Linked DNA regions of Mus musculus: region 2 is linked to region 1. A link is a loop called in an ENCODE intact Hi-C map of the cell type or tissue named here. Cell type or tissue: left cerebral cortex. All regions are shown on one strand. Links, peaks and the distances in the headings refer to the core of each region. The heading gives the core; the rest is flanking DNA.

What was found. Peaks named below come from ENCODE experiments on the same cell type or tissue, not always from the same donor. Only the 100,000 strongest peaks of a DNase experiment are listed, where the experiment ranks them.
Region 2: it touches region 1 in a loop (2.0-fold over the local background); 2 of 42 quality-filtered maps call a loop at or near these places.

What each region holds. Positions count from the first base shown.
Region 1 is chr6:137,392,807-137,401,088 of GRCm38, forward strand. It overlaps Ptpro (protein tyrosine phosphatase, receptor type, O), which reads left to right. Exons shown (of 27, transcript NM_011216.3): 9 at 712-905; 10 at 1,990-2,101; 11 at 6,639-6,790; 12 at 7,821-7,941. Among named protein-coding and RNA genes, the nearest start is that of Gm52924, 120 kb to the left of the region's middle. In left cerebral cortex, for the core only: CTCF peaks have their summits at 3,783 and 4,769 (motif pointing left); a DNase peak (open chromatin) is centred at 3,742.
Region 2 is chr6:137,095,439-137,103,720 of GRCm38, forward strand. All of the region lies in intron 2 of Rerg (RAS-like, estrogen-regulated, growth-inhibitor), which reads right to left. Among named protein-coding and RNA genes, the nearest start is that of Gm52923, 12 kb to the right of the region's middle. In left cerebral cortex, for the core only: a CTCF peak has its summit at 3,524 (motif pointing right); a DNase peak (open chromatin) is centred at 3,543.

The DNA.
Region 1 (8,282 bases), core at 2,393-4,892:
GTAAGTTGTTAGCCACAGTCAATCATCAATCGATCCATCCATCCCTATTGTTGCCAGACTACTGGTTGTAAGGGTGCAGCCTTCAATCTGAATTCATCATAAACGGAAGAATCATGAGGCTGTGCTCCATATGCCTGCATCAGACTATAAGTTTTTCAGTATGCATGGGATATAACTTCTAAGGAATGCCTCCCCATACACAGAGATGAAACCAAAAGCCATGGCTACTCTTGTTCCTTAATATAGAGTGATGTCATGTATGCATCCAACCTGTGGATACCTTCCCATACACCTTAGCCATTGCTGAATCAATCTTTTATAATAATTCAATACAGTGCAAATATTACACAAAGAGATTACTATATTGTTTAGAGAAAAATAATCTTTAGGAGTCTGTCCCTGTTCAATGCAGATGCAAGGCAAAATTGAGGACAAGTCTCCATCCATGGTTCATTGAATTGAATAAACAGATTCTAGTACCTGCTAAATGTGAGGGATTGACTACCTTAAATACGCAGCATTGCATAATTGGAAGAGATCCTCCTATTCACTACACAGAGGAGAAAGTCAGAAATAAATATCTATTTACTCTAGTTTTTTGTGACTAAGTTAAGAGAATGACAGCCCTGATCATTCCAGTTGAAGTCACAGTACAAACACTAATGCCCCTTCCGGTTTTCTCTCTTCACCCTCTACCCTTCCTTCTTTTAGTTCCCACTGGGATCAAAGATTTAATGCTCTACCCCTTGGGTCCCACTGCTGTCGTGCTGAGCTGGACCCGACCTATCCTGGGAGTCTTCAGAAAATACGTGGTTGAAATGTTCTACTTCAACCCCACCACCATGACCTCAGAGTGGACGACCTACTATGAGATAGCAGCCACAGTTTCCTTAACGGCATCCGTGGTAATCTTCCCTTAGTCAGCTGGTGCACTCTCGTGTGAATGGTCATGCCTGTGTCACATCTATGTTAGAGAAAGTCATCCGTGCACGAGGCCATTTTGGAAGATAGCTATTTGATCTGCATAGGCAGACAGATGTTCTCAAGGACTTTGGGGGTTTTGATTGCTGTAGTTGGGTTTTATTTAGTTTAATTGGTTTTGTTTTGTATTGTTTGGTTTTGAGAGAGCCTTCCTTATGTAGCCAAGGATGACAGTGACCTTTGGGGGTGCCTAGTTCTGCTTTAACAATGCTGGGATTAGAGGCATTCTAGGCCACTCTTGCTTCTTGTTTGGTTGCTGGTCCGTGGTCTCATATTTCTTTTAGGTTTAGATTCTGTCTTTGTCTTTGGAGAGAGAGATAAAGTTAGTTGTGAAACTAACTTTCACCCCAGATGGTATTTTTCTCATAATGAGTTTCCTCCAATGCGAGCAGACTTAACAAGAGGTCTCATCACAAGAGACCTCCCTCTGGTCTTCTACAGTTGACTGACACTGTCTGTCTCTAGCCATGACTCCACTTAGCCTGTACAAATCAACAAATACTTGCATTGCTAACCTTTTGGAAATAGCTTTCACAGCTTATGTAGTAATTGTTCTTTCTGAGACTAGATTCATTTTGCAAAGTGTAGGCAACCAATGCGTGACACCTGAAGCACACAGTTGCTTTCCAGACAGATGACAGTTTGGTCATTGTCACCCAGTAAGACTTCTGCTCATCATCATCCTAAAATAATACTATCCCCTTTCCCTAGAGGCAGGGAAACAAATAAGTGCAAACACTTATCAATAAGTGTTATTTCATTATGCACTATATCTTTGGAAATGGCGAAGCAATAACCCATATTTACTCTGTCTTTCAATCATTTTTTAAAAATTATATATCTCATTTCATTTATGGCTCATTTCACTTCAAAAATAACTCTAAAGGCATAGAAAAAGAAAACAAAAATTATTAATGTTTATCATGACCCAAGGAAAGTAAATCAACTTCATAAATACTGTTTTCCCCTTAATCTTTTGTCTCGTGATTTTCCTCCATCCTTATTCAGAGAATAGCAAGCCTATTGCCAGCGTGGTACTACAACTTCCGCGTAACCATGGTGACATGGGGAGATCCAGAGCTGAGCTGTTGTGACAGTTCCACCATCAGCTTCATAACAGGTGAGTGCTGGAGAAAAGAAAGGTCCCACAGGAAACGCCATCTTGAGCAGGTACCAGGGGGTCACATGCACAGAAAATGCCAGCAATTCACCACTGCCTTGGCATCTTCATGGAAGATACACCCCTGGTTCCGCTGTCTCGCATTTAATTGATAAGCACTAGAAATGAGAGTCTGACTTTAAAATCCACAGTTACTGCCCTTGACGTTTGCTTACTTGGAGACACTGCCCTTGGCGTGTGCTCTCCAGCCAGCATCCATCAGAGCAGAGCAGGAGGCAGCAAACACAGCTTTCAGCTTCCCCTACACGATTGACTGATGATTGACTGATGTTACGTATTAGGTCATCAGACCTCGGAGAGTGTTTCACAACCTCGTTAATTACTCCATTTCTGCCCTCACCGGCTGTTGGTACTAGAGTCCACTGAGTGCCATGGAGGAAGGGTTCACACCAGTGGGGTTCTGCCTCAGGTCACTGTGAGTTTGAGCAAGTTAAGTTTCCCAAGCCTCAGGTCTGTATAAGGCACACCAGAGAATGATGGGGAATACTTATTTCCACCCTGACAAGCAACGATGACGTCTCTATTGAACAAACCACTTAGCAAATTACAGGGCACCATGTTAAGGTGCTTAAATTACATCAGTCTTAGTCCTTCCCCCCCCCCAAAGCCATAAATTGTGAAGTTCCATGGACAATGATTGGAGAAAACAATACAAATAATTCATTCAGTGAGGCACTGACCTTGGGGCTGGGGAGGAGGCACCTGAAGCTCTTCCAGAGGAGCTGAGTTCAGTTCCCTGCACCCAACGTGTGACCCCAGCTCTAGGGACTCGATCCCCCTTCTGACCTCCATGGACACCTGCACTCACATGTGTATAACCTCACACAGATACACACACACACATAAATTTAAAACAAAATAAATCTTAAAAATGAAAGAAGCAATAACCCTCGTTGTTTGGACCAACACTGTTCAAGAACTTTCATTGCACGGAGAGCTGTATTGGGAAAAGAGTGGAAATGACAAAACGCTGGTGTGCCACTTCCTTTAGTCTCCAGGATCCAGCATGCCCTCTGTTCCAGATGTCAATAGTCATGTTAGAAGGGGCAATGAGAAAACCCCAAAAGTGGATGTGGTGCCAATCACTAGGTAAACACTGTGGCCAGCAGTCAAACTGCATTAATAAGCACATGTCTAATTATAATTAAATTTCACTAGAGCACTAAGTCTTCCACAGTAGCTCCATGGAGATTTGCTTTCAGAGAATGGGTGCCCTTCTCTCCCTAGGTACAATCGGTGCCTTTCCCTTCCTTTCAAGAGCCGAGGCCTCTGAACTGGCTCTGCTCATTTCTGGTTACAGACATCTGAGTGAAGCATCTCAATGATCTTTGAACCTCCTTTTCTTGGCAGCAGAACTCGCCAAGATCCTGCCAACTGGTTTTCACAGCAAAAAGTTCACAATCTAGCTTATGGCTTTCACAGCCTTGGGTAGCAGCAATAGTGAAGTACCAAGAGTTGGGATTCTGTCTGCAGTATTGTGCCTTTTAAAATGATCACCTGGGACTAGAAAGATGGCTCAGCACTCAGGGATTCCTGTTGCTCTTGCTGGGTACCTGGGTTTAGTTCCATCATCCATGTCTGGTGGCTCATAACCACCTATAACTACAGCACCAAGAGATCTGACACCTTCTGGCTTCACTGGGCACTGCACCCCTGTTCACAACCATCCTTCCCGTGTACACACACATATACATGTAATTAAAAATATAAACAAAATCTGTAAAATAAAATGATATTAGGACCTGCCTGGAGTGGAGTAAAATGTACAACAGTTTAGATGAGATGTAGCAAGTCTCTAAATGACCTATCTACCTTAGTGACTAATATTTTATCTCAAATGAAATGATCTTTGAGAATGTTGTATTGTTCTTGAGGAACAGCTCAGTCAGGCTGGCATTAGCAGTCTAGAGTTTTGCTACAACTGTTTTCAAGTCTCACATCTAAAACATGGGTCTAGTAATAGCACAGTGTGAGAATTAAACTGTATCACATAGATCATTAAAATATTTGACGAGGGGAGACAAGAATAAAGTATATATACAAATGCATGTATACATACATATAAACTTATGTGTATATTTATATATTAAGTAGCTGAAATTGTAGCCCTTTAGTTCTTTGTCTGACTTTATTACTTCAGATAAGAACGCAATGTTTTAAACATGAGGTTCTCCTGAATTGCTCTTCTCTGTTTTACATTTTAATCCTAACTGTCAAATCGTATGGTGTAAAAGGAGACGAGCTAACTGTCTATAAAGGTTCAGGGCAGTAGTCCCAGCCACTTGTGAGCTCGAGATGGGAAGATGACAAGGGTGAATTCAAAGCCAGCCTGGGCAATGTAGTAAGATGTTGTCTCAAAACAAACAGGGCAGGAGGCTGGTGTGTAGGTCAAGGTTAGAGAGAGCTGTTGCTAGCTTGCAGGAGGCTCTGGGTTCAGTGCTTCAGGCCTCACTACTTCCCTTGCCAAAAGAATTAACTTTGACTTCTTCAGACTTCAATCCACTACCAGGGTTAGGGGACTTGTCTGAAAGTCAAGTTCATAGTAATTATTTTAGTATACTAAATAACGATTAATAAACAACTAGTGACATCTTGTGGCCTTTGGCAATATGTGAGATTTTAAAGCAGTAAGTGCCAAATCTGAAGGCTCAGCCCTGTGAAGAGGGCCATGTACATACTTCTTGACTTGTAATTTTAAGTGTATTTCTTACCCTCACCAATATGAGAATATAAGGAAAAACTCCTTCGAACAAAGCAAGGTAAAGGTACCTATATATGATGAAGTATACTAGAATATATTAAGAGGCTATCAAAAATCATAGGCATTTCTCTGAGTTAGATCATTATGGAATATGATATGGACATTTTTGTCTTATATTACTGTGACGGAATATCCTGAGACAACCAGCTTATAATAAGCAATCGTTTCTGTGAACTCATGGATTCTGGGTTTTAGTATATAATGAGGCAGAACGCCGTGGCATGAAAGTTCTGAAACAGCCAAGCCACTCAGCTCCTGGCATTTGGAAGGTAAAGGCGACAGAGCAAGAGGAAGAGACCAGGCACAATGTATATGCTTCCAGGTCAAACCCCCAGTCACCTACTTCCTCTCACTGGGTCCCATCCCTGAGATCCCATCCCTCGCCTCCACAGCCTTTGAATAGACATTCAGGACCCAAACGGAGAGAGCATTGCTGATATTTAGGGATTGTGTTGTTAGACACAAGGGAAGCGGCTGCTCATACTTCGTGGGAAACACACATGGAGTGCAGGCATGCATGTAAACACGTGCTCCATATAGATACTGTGCAGCTGTTACACATTACACATGCGGTGAGTCCTTTAGGGGCTAGTAGGTCTTGAAATTACTGTCTACTAAGAATCCTTACTACCTATTAGTGTCCTATTAAAAGGAATGATTCTTATAATTTCTAGAAATTCTACTTCAAAGATTTTGGTTGAAATTATGCCATGCCTTGGGGTAAAGTGTTTGCTTTCTAGGCACTTTGAACATGCAATTTGAATTTAATTGTATATTTGTTCCTTAAGATCTTTAGAATTTTTGAACACTTTAAACAATAATTTCACAAACACCCTCAGAGCTTATATCATATGACGTTTAAATAAAATTTTCTCCTCAGCAAAATATTACATTTTAAATTAAATTAGCATTTAGTTTTAAAGTGTTAGAATGTGGGTTAAAGAAATAGCCCCGGTACTAGGCTTACACCTCGGGCATGACTTTAAGATCCTTTCCTCTTTATTGCTTACATCAGCTGCCTTTACCCGGACCCCCCTTTGTGCGGAGCACGGGGCTAGATTCTATCAGTGACGTCACTGTGTTATGTCAGAAATAACAGTCGTCAGATCTCCTTCCAGCACCTTTCTCTTCTCTTTCTTTCCATCGCCCCCACTGTTCTTTGGTCTCCTAAGTACCTTTCATGTGCCACAGTGAGAAATTTAATATTAGAGGGCCTCAGATTTCTCAATGTTGTTGTGATAATTACCAATGTCTTTTATCACCCAATATGCTTGAACAATCAAACATTTTAAGCATCTTGAAATAGCAGCTTACACAGGAGGTCTTGATATCCTCAGGTGGGTATAGGTCCAGCCATCTGTGTCTAAGACAGTCCCACAGAGCAAGTGCCCAGCCTGTATTGCTGACTTCCATTTTTGGTTCTGAGATACTGTCATGTGGTATGAAGTTGAATTTCTTTCCTTTTCTTTTTTGTTTTATCAAAAGAGGGTTTCACCGTGTAGCACTGGCTGTCCTGGAACTTGCTCTGTAGACCAGGGTGGCCTTGAACTTGCAGAGATCTACTCTGCCTCCCGAATGCTGGCAATAAAGGCATGGGCCACCACTGCCTGGCTTGAAGTTGAACTTTCAATGGCAGCTTCATTGCGGCTCTCACACTTGGCTGGGGAGGACATCAGCCACGAGTCTTTATCCTAAGCTTTACCTCTCTCCTCGCAGCCCCCGTTGCTCCAGAAATCACGTCTGTGGAGTACTTCAACAGCCTGCTGTACATCAGTTGGACCTATGGGGATGCCACCACTGACCTGTCCCACTCTAGAATGCTGCACTGGATGGTCGTTGCAGAAGGGAGGAAGAAAATTAAAAAGAGTGTACGTTCCTTTGATTCCTGACTTCAGGCTTCCAACCAGTTGGTGGCATGAGCTGCTCGCAACCCTTACTTAAGCTTACCTTTCCAAGTCCTTGACAGGAGCTGAAATCACTGCTGGTCCTGATCTCACTTATATTTAAAGTTTTAATTTGAGAGCTGAGTCTATTAGTACTAGAAAGGTGGGGGCGTGAGAGGGAGTTTAAGGTCACCTTCAATACATAGCAAGTTCAAGACCATCCTAGGACACATGAGAGCTTTTTCTTTGGGATGCTGTGTGCTATCAAACAAGCTACCACTCTTCCATGTTAATATTTTCTCAGTGATCCACATTACCCAGATATCTGAGTGCATTTAGGATATTGGGGTCTTCTCTCTGCTTTATTAAGCTTTTTGACCATGATTAAACTACTGCAGCCAAAGCCAATAAAAAGAAAGTGGTATAAATAAAGGATGAGAGTCATCCTGGTCCCCTCTGCTGCTGCTCCTCCATCCACCTCTATGTGGCATCCTCATTTAGGCTTCGCTCCTAATGTCCAAACATTAGTCTGATGGAAGAAACAGAGCAGCGATGGAGACCCCAGGGCTTGAAAACAAACCTATTAGTTGCCTGTTTGGTTTCCACTTGCAATCTATCGGTCAGAACTGGATTATACAATCCTCTATATAGGAGACAGGAAATAGAGTCTTCAAGTAAACAACTGTGTGTGTACAAACATGTCTATGTTTCTTTGGAACCATACAGTAACTGTCTTTTCTGGAAGCTGTTGTGAATATGTGGGATGACACCAGAGTAAGGACCAACACATTGGAAAACTGTCCATGCTGATGTGTATTGTGCACTTTAAGAGAGCTTACATTCAAACAATCCAGTCCAGCAATAACATAATAGTCAACTTTGGCTACAGTGTAAACTAACGGGGGTTTACGCTTTCTGTTAGAGCCTAGAATTCATACCTGTGTGCTTGCTGTGGAGGGTGAGGTGCTGGCTCATACATCCCACCTTGAAATCACAAATCTTGATGGTCTTGCAGGTGACACGCAATGTCATGACGGCCATCCTTAGCCTGCCTCCAGGAGATATCTACAATCTGTCTGTCACGGCCTGCACTGAGAGAGGGAGCAACACCTCCTTGCCCCGCCTTGTCAAGCTCGGTAAGGAGAGGGCACGGTGAGGGCTGGAGATGCTGTGCTGGGGGAAGGAGTGTTTGCTGAAGATGCTGTGCTGGGGGAAGGAGCGTTTGCATCCCTTATTCAGCAGGGGCTCCTCAGCTCAGTGGACCCAAGCCAAGGACAAGGAATTCCCTCTGAGAAGTACAAAGTGGACACACTAGAAAGAATACAACCACACTGGTATGAGTTTTATTTGTATGAGTGGAGTGTAAACTAGGCTGAGACGTGGACCTTTGCCCTTCTTGGCAGCATTGGAGGGACCAAGGAGCTTTAGGAGCGTTAGAAATGGAAGATCTTGCTTGTGATCTAGTTTGGTGTCTTTG
Region 2 (8,282 bases), core at 2,584-5,083, 300 kb before region 1:
GGACTATTTTTAACCACTGTAATTCTGCAAACTTATTTTTAAAAAGAGTGATGACATACATTAAGTCCCTTTTATACTAATAAATGTCAAGAAAATCTGAAATTTTGGTTTAAGAGACATTCTGAGAAAGACGATGGGTCAGGGGGTAAAGGAACTTGCTCCCAAGGCTAATGAACTGAGTTTCCTCACAGGCTCCACATAATGGAAGGAGAGAACTGGTGTCTAAGGGTGGCCTTCCGACCTTGTGTGCTGTGGCATACACACATGCACACATACAAAATAAAGAAGTGTGAAGTAAAATAACATACAGGCAACACATATATATATATATATATATGAGGCTGTTCACCAGTCCAAAATGAAGCAGAAAACAGTAAAGATTGACATGCAAAAGGCGGCAGGGGTGGGATATAAGATTGATTGACACTCTACCTGAGCCTCTTCCAGCCATGATAAAACTGCCTGGAATATCCCCTTATCTCAGGAACCTGGGAGAGTTGAAAATCAAAACATCACTGGGAACTTCACTCCATCCCTTCTCTCCCTTCTTGCTCTCTTGGAGCCTGGCCACAGCTGAGGAGGTGGGACACATCTCCACTTCCCTCCGCACCTCCTCCTTAATGAACTACACTGGGGGGGGGGGGTGTTCGGGTGCTCTGATCGGGAATCTCTTTGTGAACCCAAAAGGTCCTGTTCCCCAATTGATGCTTGATCGATCATTAAAGATGCTAGCGGACAAGGAGTTGGGCGGAAGAGGCTGAACTTCCAGCCTCGCCCCCCCCCAACCCCCGCCGCCCCCAGGAGGCAGGCTAACAGACACAGGAGGGAGAGCCAACAGCCATGTGAGAACTCAGGTGGAGCGGCCATTGGCCTCTTCCCTGACGGGACCTGGGGTAGCAGGCAGGAGATTAGAAGAGCAACAAAGCTGAAGGCAGATTTAGGGTGCTGAGCTGGGACTAAAGGTAACTGATCAATCAAAGTTGAGGGCAGAGTTAGAAGTACTGAGCTGGGAGTGAAAAGAAGGGTGTGGCAGCCAGGGGAGGCTTCCCGGCCATTGAGCTAAAGCATATAAAAAATAAGCTTGTGTGCCCGTGTGTGTGCCCGTGCCCGTGTGTGCCCGTGTGTGTGTGTGTGTGTGCCCGTGTGTGTGTGTGTGTGTGTGTGCCCGTGTATGTGTGTGCCCGTGTGTGTGCCCATGTGTATGTGTGTGCCCGTGTGTGTGCCCGTGTGTGTGTGTGCGTGTTGTGTGTGTTGTGTGTGTGTGTGTCCGTGTGTGTGTGTGTGTGCGCGTGTGTGGATGTGTGTGTGTGTGTGTTGTGTGTTTCATCCTCAGATCTGAGGGAACCTGGGTGGGGCTGGTAGTGCAGTCTGCCCAGAGCCTCAAGCGGGGTAGTAGGAACTACACACTACACTATACCCTTTCCTGCCATCGTTCATGCATCGGTACAATTCTAGTGTCCTGAAGAGGCACTAGAACTAGGAAACTGCTGTGTCTGCTTTCTAGATTCATATCTGTACCCAAAACCAAAGAAAGGAAGGAAGACAAGAAGGGAGGAAAGAAGGAAGGAAGGAAGGAAGGAAGGAAGGAAGGAAGGAAGGAAGGAAGGAAGGAAGGAAGGAAGGAAGAGAAAGAGGAGCAACATTTGGTTTGGTGGCACTCACCACTGAGCAAGACTATTACTCCAGGCAGATGAACGACATCTGAGATCCAAGTGCCTCCAAAACAAGCCCATATGAGTCCATGACTTACTATGCCGCTTAAGAAAGAGAGGCCGCGGAGCTGCTGTCCACTTGGGAGAAATGGGTGCTCACTAAAGCTAATGCTCTGACCAGTTCTGTGAGGTCCAAAGCCACAGGGATTGGACAGCGCACCCCGTGAGGCCTGATGACTGACAGCCATCGGCATGAATGAGCTAGATGCTGCAGCTCCTGTGTTAGCTGTCTATCGAGCAGAGATTCGGAACACCAGCTCTTCGTACAGTGGTTCATTAGCAATCTTCATCTATTTCGGTTTTATTAAGATAGGGCCTCATTCTGAAACCCAGGCTATCCTTCATCATACTCTATGGTTCAGGCTGGCCTTGAACTTCTGACCGCCAAGTGCTGGAATTATGTGCACTGCAATGATTACTGTTTAATTGGTAATGCTAGTCTCAATAATGACTGTGATAGGGGCAATGAGCTACATCCCCAGGGCATTTTCAGAGTCTTTTAAGTTATTTATTTCTATAATTTATCTTCAGACAGCGTCTTGCTATGTAGCTGCCCAGCCCCAAACTCACAATCCTCCTTCCTCTGCTTCCAATTCGATAGCACCCCAAAGCCGGATTAATAAATATTATCTAATAAAATACTTGTAAAAGAGAGTGTGCATGCAAATGTATATTAATGCCATCTGAGAGAGGCCTGCAGACCTCCACCATGCCCTTTTGGTGCCCGTGTCAGGCATTATTAGTCGATCATGGAAACCTTTCCTCTGAGTTTTTCTGACGGCCTTAGGGACATTGCATGTTCTCCCTCTCTCGGAGTAAACGGAGGACTCTGAATCCCAGTCTGGAAATTCCTCATCCAAGAAGTCACAGGTACGAGGCAGGAAGGTCAGACGTAAAATCCAGTCAGGCTGTGTGTGACCTATGTGATAAGGATCTGGTAAGCTATGCTTACTACTGTCACACAAACAAATCCTGGTTGAATAGGGACCAAAGACGTTGAACAAGCTCTGGCAGGGATTGTGGGGAGAGATTGGTCATGGATGGAGATAAGGGGCCCCGCTGAGGTAAGGGTTTGACATTACTAAGTAGCTTCTATTGTTAGCATTCTGATTATAACATTCCTAATTTGAGACAGGAAATTCATAAATGCAATGCTCTCATTGGATTTTTAAAAATCAGACAATGCAGCTGTACAGATAGGTAAATTAGATCAGCCCATTAAATTCTGTAGCAGCGTTCATTCCAAGGAAGTAGTCTGAGCCGTTGGCGACATCCCAGATCAGTCCTCGATCTGGTACGACGGGCTTCATCTCCCTCCTTCTACACTGTCAACATTTCCTATGAAAATCACTTCATCTCACAGTGGAAAACTAACTTTAAAAATAAAATGAAGAGAAAACAAAACATAATCTCTGGAAGGCAATAAGAACCACATGCCTCTTAAATGAAAAACATTCTCTTTCTCCTTTGTTCCTCATAAGCAGTTTGCCAGAGATGCAGCCCGCAGCTTTGAGCCATTTACAAAAACATAACGAAGGCTGATGCTTGCACGCAACGGCTAAATTGCGCCCACAGTGACCAGGAGGCCACTCTAAGGCCTCCACTTCGGTTGACTTTACCGTAGACGCTCCTCCCTGACCACAAACCAGTGATGTTTGTGGTAAGCCATCTTGTCACAGAAACTTCTAGGCTCCTGAGAAGGGAAGAAGATTAAGGAGAGAGAGCTACATGGTAGCAAGAGTCACAAATACTACAGAGAAAACAAATGCCCCTAAATTGAGGGGTGTCAGCTAAGCCTTCCATCTATCCACCAGAGGGCACCACCAGAATGCACGAAGCTTTCTGAAGAGGTGTTGAAAGCCCTCCCCACCTTGCAAAGAAAGCAAGTTCGGTGCCATCAGAATGCCCCCACCCCATTATGCCGGTCTGTCCTGTAGAAGTCAGGTAAGATGTGTATTCCTTTTATAGGAGATTGATGAACTGTCTGCTACCCTTATTGCTAAGGTCCTCTCTAATTGCCAAAATCGTTTGATTGTAAAAGCTGTGCTTTGACAATAAATGCCAAGTGTGTCCTCTGTACAAAGTTCTGACTTGTCCCACAACAGTTTAAATGAACAATAAATAGCGTCTCCTTGTCTGCACTCTGCAGATTAATAAAGGTCTTCAGAGATAATTACAAAATACATGCAACCACTGTGGAATTATAAAACACAGAAGACACGGCCTGGTTTGTCCTGCACTGTTAAATTCCACTGCTCTTCACGGCAAGAAGGGTGGCTACTGTCCTTTTGGCAACCAAAGAGATCCTTTAGCCTCATCTTTGGCTTTTGTTAAAAGACAGAGAGACGACCTAATCTTTATAAACAAAAGAAAACAGGAAGGTTCTGGTGGGAAAAAAAAACCACACCAAATTTCACAAGGACAAAGCAGAGAATGATAGTCCCTTGGATGGAAAGCGCAGAGGCCAGGCAACTAGAGAAGGCAGACAGGGAAGCAGAGACGATTAGCCAAGGTGCAACGATGTTGAGGTTATATTACTAAGAAGCCTAACCTTCAGCACCTCTGCCTGCCCCAGGGTGACTCACGTGCTTCTAAATGTATCGGTGTGCCTGCTTCGGATACTGTCTGTTATTTCTGCTCCCTCTTCCAAGGCATGTAGGCTGTCTCTGAAGTTACTGTGCACAGTGCTCTCTCCCCTCCAAACTCAAAAGCCCAGAGAAAGTTCAGGTGGAAAGCTCCTGCTCTGGACAGCGTAGGCACCTCACAATGGAGGAATTATTACTTTATGCTCCTTGATCTAGGTCAGATACAGGCGAGAGACTGCTAGAAGGACAGAGGCCGTGTGTGACACTGTGCCCTTCTGTGATACTGTGGCCAAGTTATCATATCAGCCTGTCTTAGAAAAGGTATAATGACTTGAACTGGGGAAGCCAAATCCAGGTGGGGCTCCTGCCTCATGGTTCCCTGTTACTTGGAATAGACATCTGCCAAAATCAAACCTTTTTTTTAAATTGACTTTGTATATAGTATTTGAAGTTTAACAGAGCTGTTTTTGATTAGAACCAGAGCCAGCCTGCATGTTTTTAGGTATTAAAGCCTAATGCAATTATATTATTATCTTTAAAAAAGATTCTTTTATTGGTATAACTTTTCTTTGAAAATACATTGCTTTTTAATGACTAAAGTTTCTGCTGTTACTTAGGGAAAAAAAATGCTTCCCCCAGCCGCCCCTCTGCAAGTGAATAAATACAGGAAAGAACTTGCTCACTGGCGTGGACTCAGCCTCTTTGTAAGTCCTAATATTTACAGTGTAGGAGGAAGGCACTTCAGTGAGTCATGGGTTTACACTTAGCAGATGGATTAAGAATAAAAATTAACAGCACAGTTTCCCTTAAGTAATAAGGAAAATGTGACTTGTCACACATTGACTTTCTGGGTCAGTGCTTTTCCAGTCACTCTGCAGCCTCAGGGTCACCCAGGGATTCCATAAAGAAAGGAGGGGGCACTGTGATTGGCGTTCATCTTGAATTTTAAAATGATCTACCGTTTCTACACAACACTACCAACCACTGTGAAGGCCATGGCTCTGGAAGGGAGAGCGTAGGAGCCCAGAGTGCGAGCCTTGTTCATTTCAAATGAATGATCTTTCATTAAATTTCCCTTGCAACAGGACTGGAGATGCGTGCTTTGTTCATAAAAGAAATTCTCTATCCTGATCTTTAGATGTGAGTTTAAAAAGCAAGAGAGACTCTAAGGTTTACAAATGAAAGAGGAACAATACCATTCAGAAAAATGCTAGCAAGTTCTAGGCGGATCTAGTAAAAACCGGTCCCTGGGAAATTCGGAATTAAAGAATAATTGTAATTTATAAAAAAAGAAGAGATCCAAAGTTTGATGTTTTGTTTGCCCCGCACCTAGATAAGGCATCTGGAATAAATACATCCACCAAAGGCAAATTATTTGAGTCTATACACTCCACTATACATTACACACTCCACAACTCTACATTACATTCCTTGGGAATTTTTCAAGATGGAGAGTTTTGCAGGTTGAACAGTGTCCTCCACAGTGACCCCCGAAGTCTTTACCCCCACTCTTTTCTCCTCAGTGACCCTAAAGTCCCCACCCTCACACATGTAACCTTATCTAGAAACAGAGTCTTTGCAGACTTTATTGTTAATGCAGTTAAGATGGCTTCCTGGGCTGTTATCAATTACAACTGTGTTCTTCTAAAAGGGGAGTTTGATAACAGAGACAGATACACACAGAACTAGGTGATGTTAAAACATGAATACAGGGACTGGAGGGATGGCTCAGGACTTAAGGGCACTTGCCACATAATCGTGAGGGACAAGCTGGGTTCTCTCTACATGTTTATAACACCAGTTCTATGAGAGATGGAGACAAAAGGATAGCTAGGGTTTGCCGTATGCCAGCTGAGCTGGAAAAGACAAAAATGTACATCCAAGAAGAAATCTTGCCTCAAAAGACTAGAAGAAAGATGGTAGAAAGGATACCCAGTGTCCTCTTCTGCCTACAGGTTTACTCACAGGTGTTCATGTGCACATGCCCTTGTGTGCACACATGCAGAAGTGAACAAATGAATCAATACATGAATACGAAAAACAGAAGAAAGACCAAGGCATACTCAAAGTTGCCAGAAGCTAGCAGAGAAAGACAGGGCAGACTCTCCCTTAGCCTTTGGAAGAAAGCAAGTGCTGGCCAGCAACTCCAGACCTCTCTCTCACAGTGCTACAGAGACCACATTCTGTTAAGCTGCTTAGCGCACAAGTACTTTGTGATGGCTGTATTAGGGCTGGGTGCACACTCTCTTTTTGATATATGTCTTTGAGGTTGCTATTATCCACCAAGTCTCTTTGCCAGTCTGCAGAGTGCAGAGGCTTTGTCCAGATTGCCTCAGGACATGACCACCTGGTCCGCTTCATGCTGCCATCCCTGTGAGGCCAGTTCCTTTCAAAATCTGCCAGACCAAAACAGAAAGAAAGTCTGTTATAAATGTTCACATAGCCCATTAGGAAGCCAAGTACAAACTTGGCTTTGACCATAACTCAATGCAGAATGAAGGGGAACCTGATAATCAGAAGCAATCCAGAGTTTGCTGATGTCCTTTGGTCAAAAGAAAAAAAACAAAAAACAAAAAACAAAAAAACCACCAAAAACAAAAACAAAAAAATAAAACGACACCAAAAAAAAAAAAATCCACTGGAATCACAAACAGCAGCCACGGCCATCTGCTAATGGTTCCAGAACACAGAAAGGCTTCTGCTGCTTCGAACACGGAGCAGTTCATCCGCCCTGTCAGATGGTGTAAACAACACAGCCAGCAATACTCCAGCCACCCTTAGATGCTGTGTTTATGTCATCTGTGCATTTTAGTCTTGGCACTCCCAATATGTCTGATGCATGACCAACTATCTGAAAAATATTCACACACCTGGGGCCACCTGTGTATTTGTGACCAATCTCTGCCTGCTGGAGAATTAAAAAAAAAAAAAGACAGTGAAATTAGAAGAAACTGTCACACAGGGAGACAACAAGAGTTTCCAGTAAAGCTATATAAACTTGGTGCCTCAACCCTCGAGCGAGCATAGAGCTCTGGGGCCGTGTTTCCACAGGAAAACAAGGTTGGAGGGAATCACAAAAGTCCTGGCTTCAGTCCACCCCTGGGCCTGCTAACACAGGCCTGGTTTCCAGAGCACCAGGTCTCACGCAGCTAGAGAAACCGAACGTTCATTAGAACTGAGAAGGAAGGAGAGGAGGCGCTGGGGTGGGGGTGGGGGTGGGGGCAGAAACTGAGACCCGGAAGGAGGTGGGTGTGGCTGGAAAGTGCTCGGATTCGTGATCACATCTAACCACCAGCTTCATTTGGGATTTCAAAATGTTTTGCAGTACAGTACCCTCAGGGGACTTTTGAAGCAGCCTGTGTTAGACCAAGGAATCTCCCCCAAACTCTAATGCAGTCTTTGCTATAGAGTCCTTAACTACTTTTGTTTTGTGGAGTATTTTTATAGACCCTGTGACTCAGATCTCACAGTAATATTTTATAACACATATGATATGCATAATTACAAATAAATCCAGCTATGTCAAAATACCATAATAATATTCTATAATAATATTTTATTATATAATAATATTTTACAGTATATATTACATATAATTATAGATAACACTTGCAATGTTGAAATGCCACTATTACATTGTTCAAAATGCCAACACGCTGGTAAAAGTAATTTTAAAATGCAACATAGTAATTGTCTCTTTATTAGCTTCTTAAATATGATCTAGTTTTGAGCTTAATAGCTACCATACATGAAGCATACATGACATTTCAAGACAGCAATATTCGATAAGATTGACACGAACAGATGTTTCTTTTTTTTTTTTTTTTTTTAGGTATTTTCCTCGTTTACATTTTCAATGCTATCCAAAAGGTCCCCCATACCCACCCCCCCAATCCCCTACCCACCCACTCCCCCTTTTTGGCCCTGGCGTTCCCCTGTACTGGGGCATATAAAGTTTGCAAGTCCAATGGGCCTCTCTTTGCAG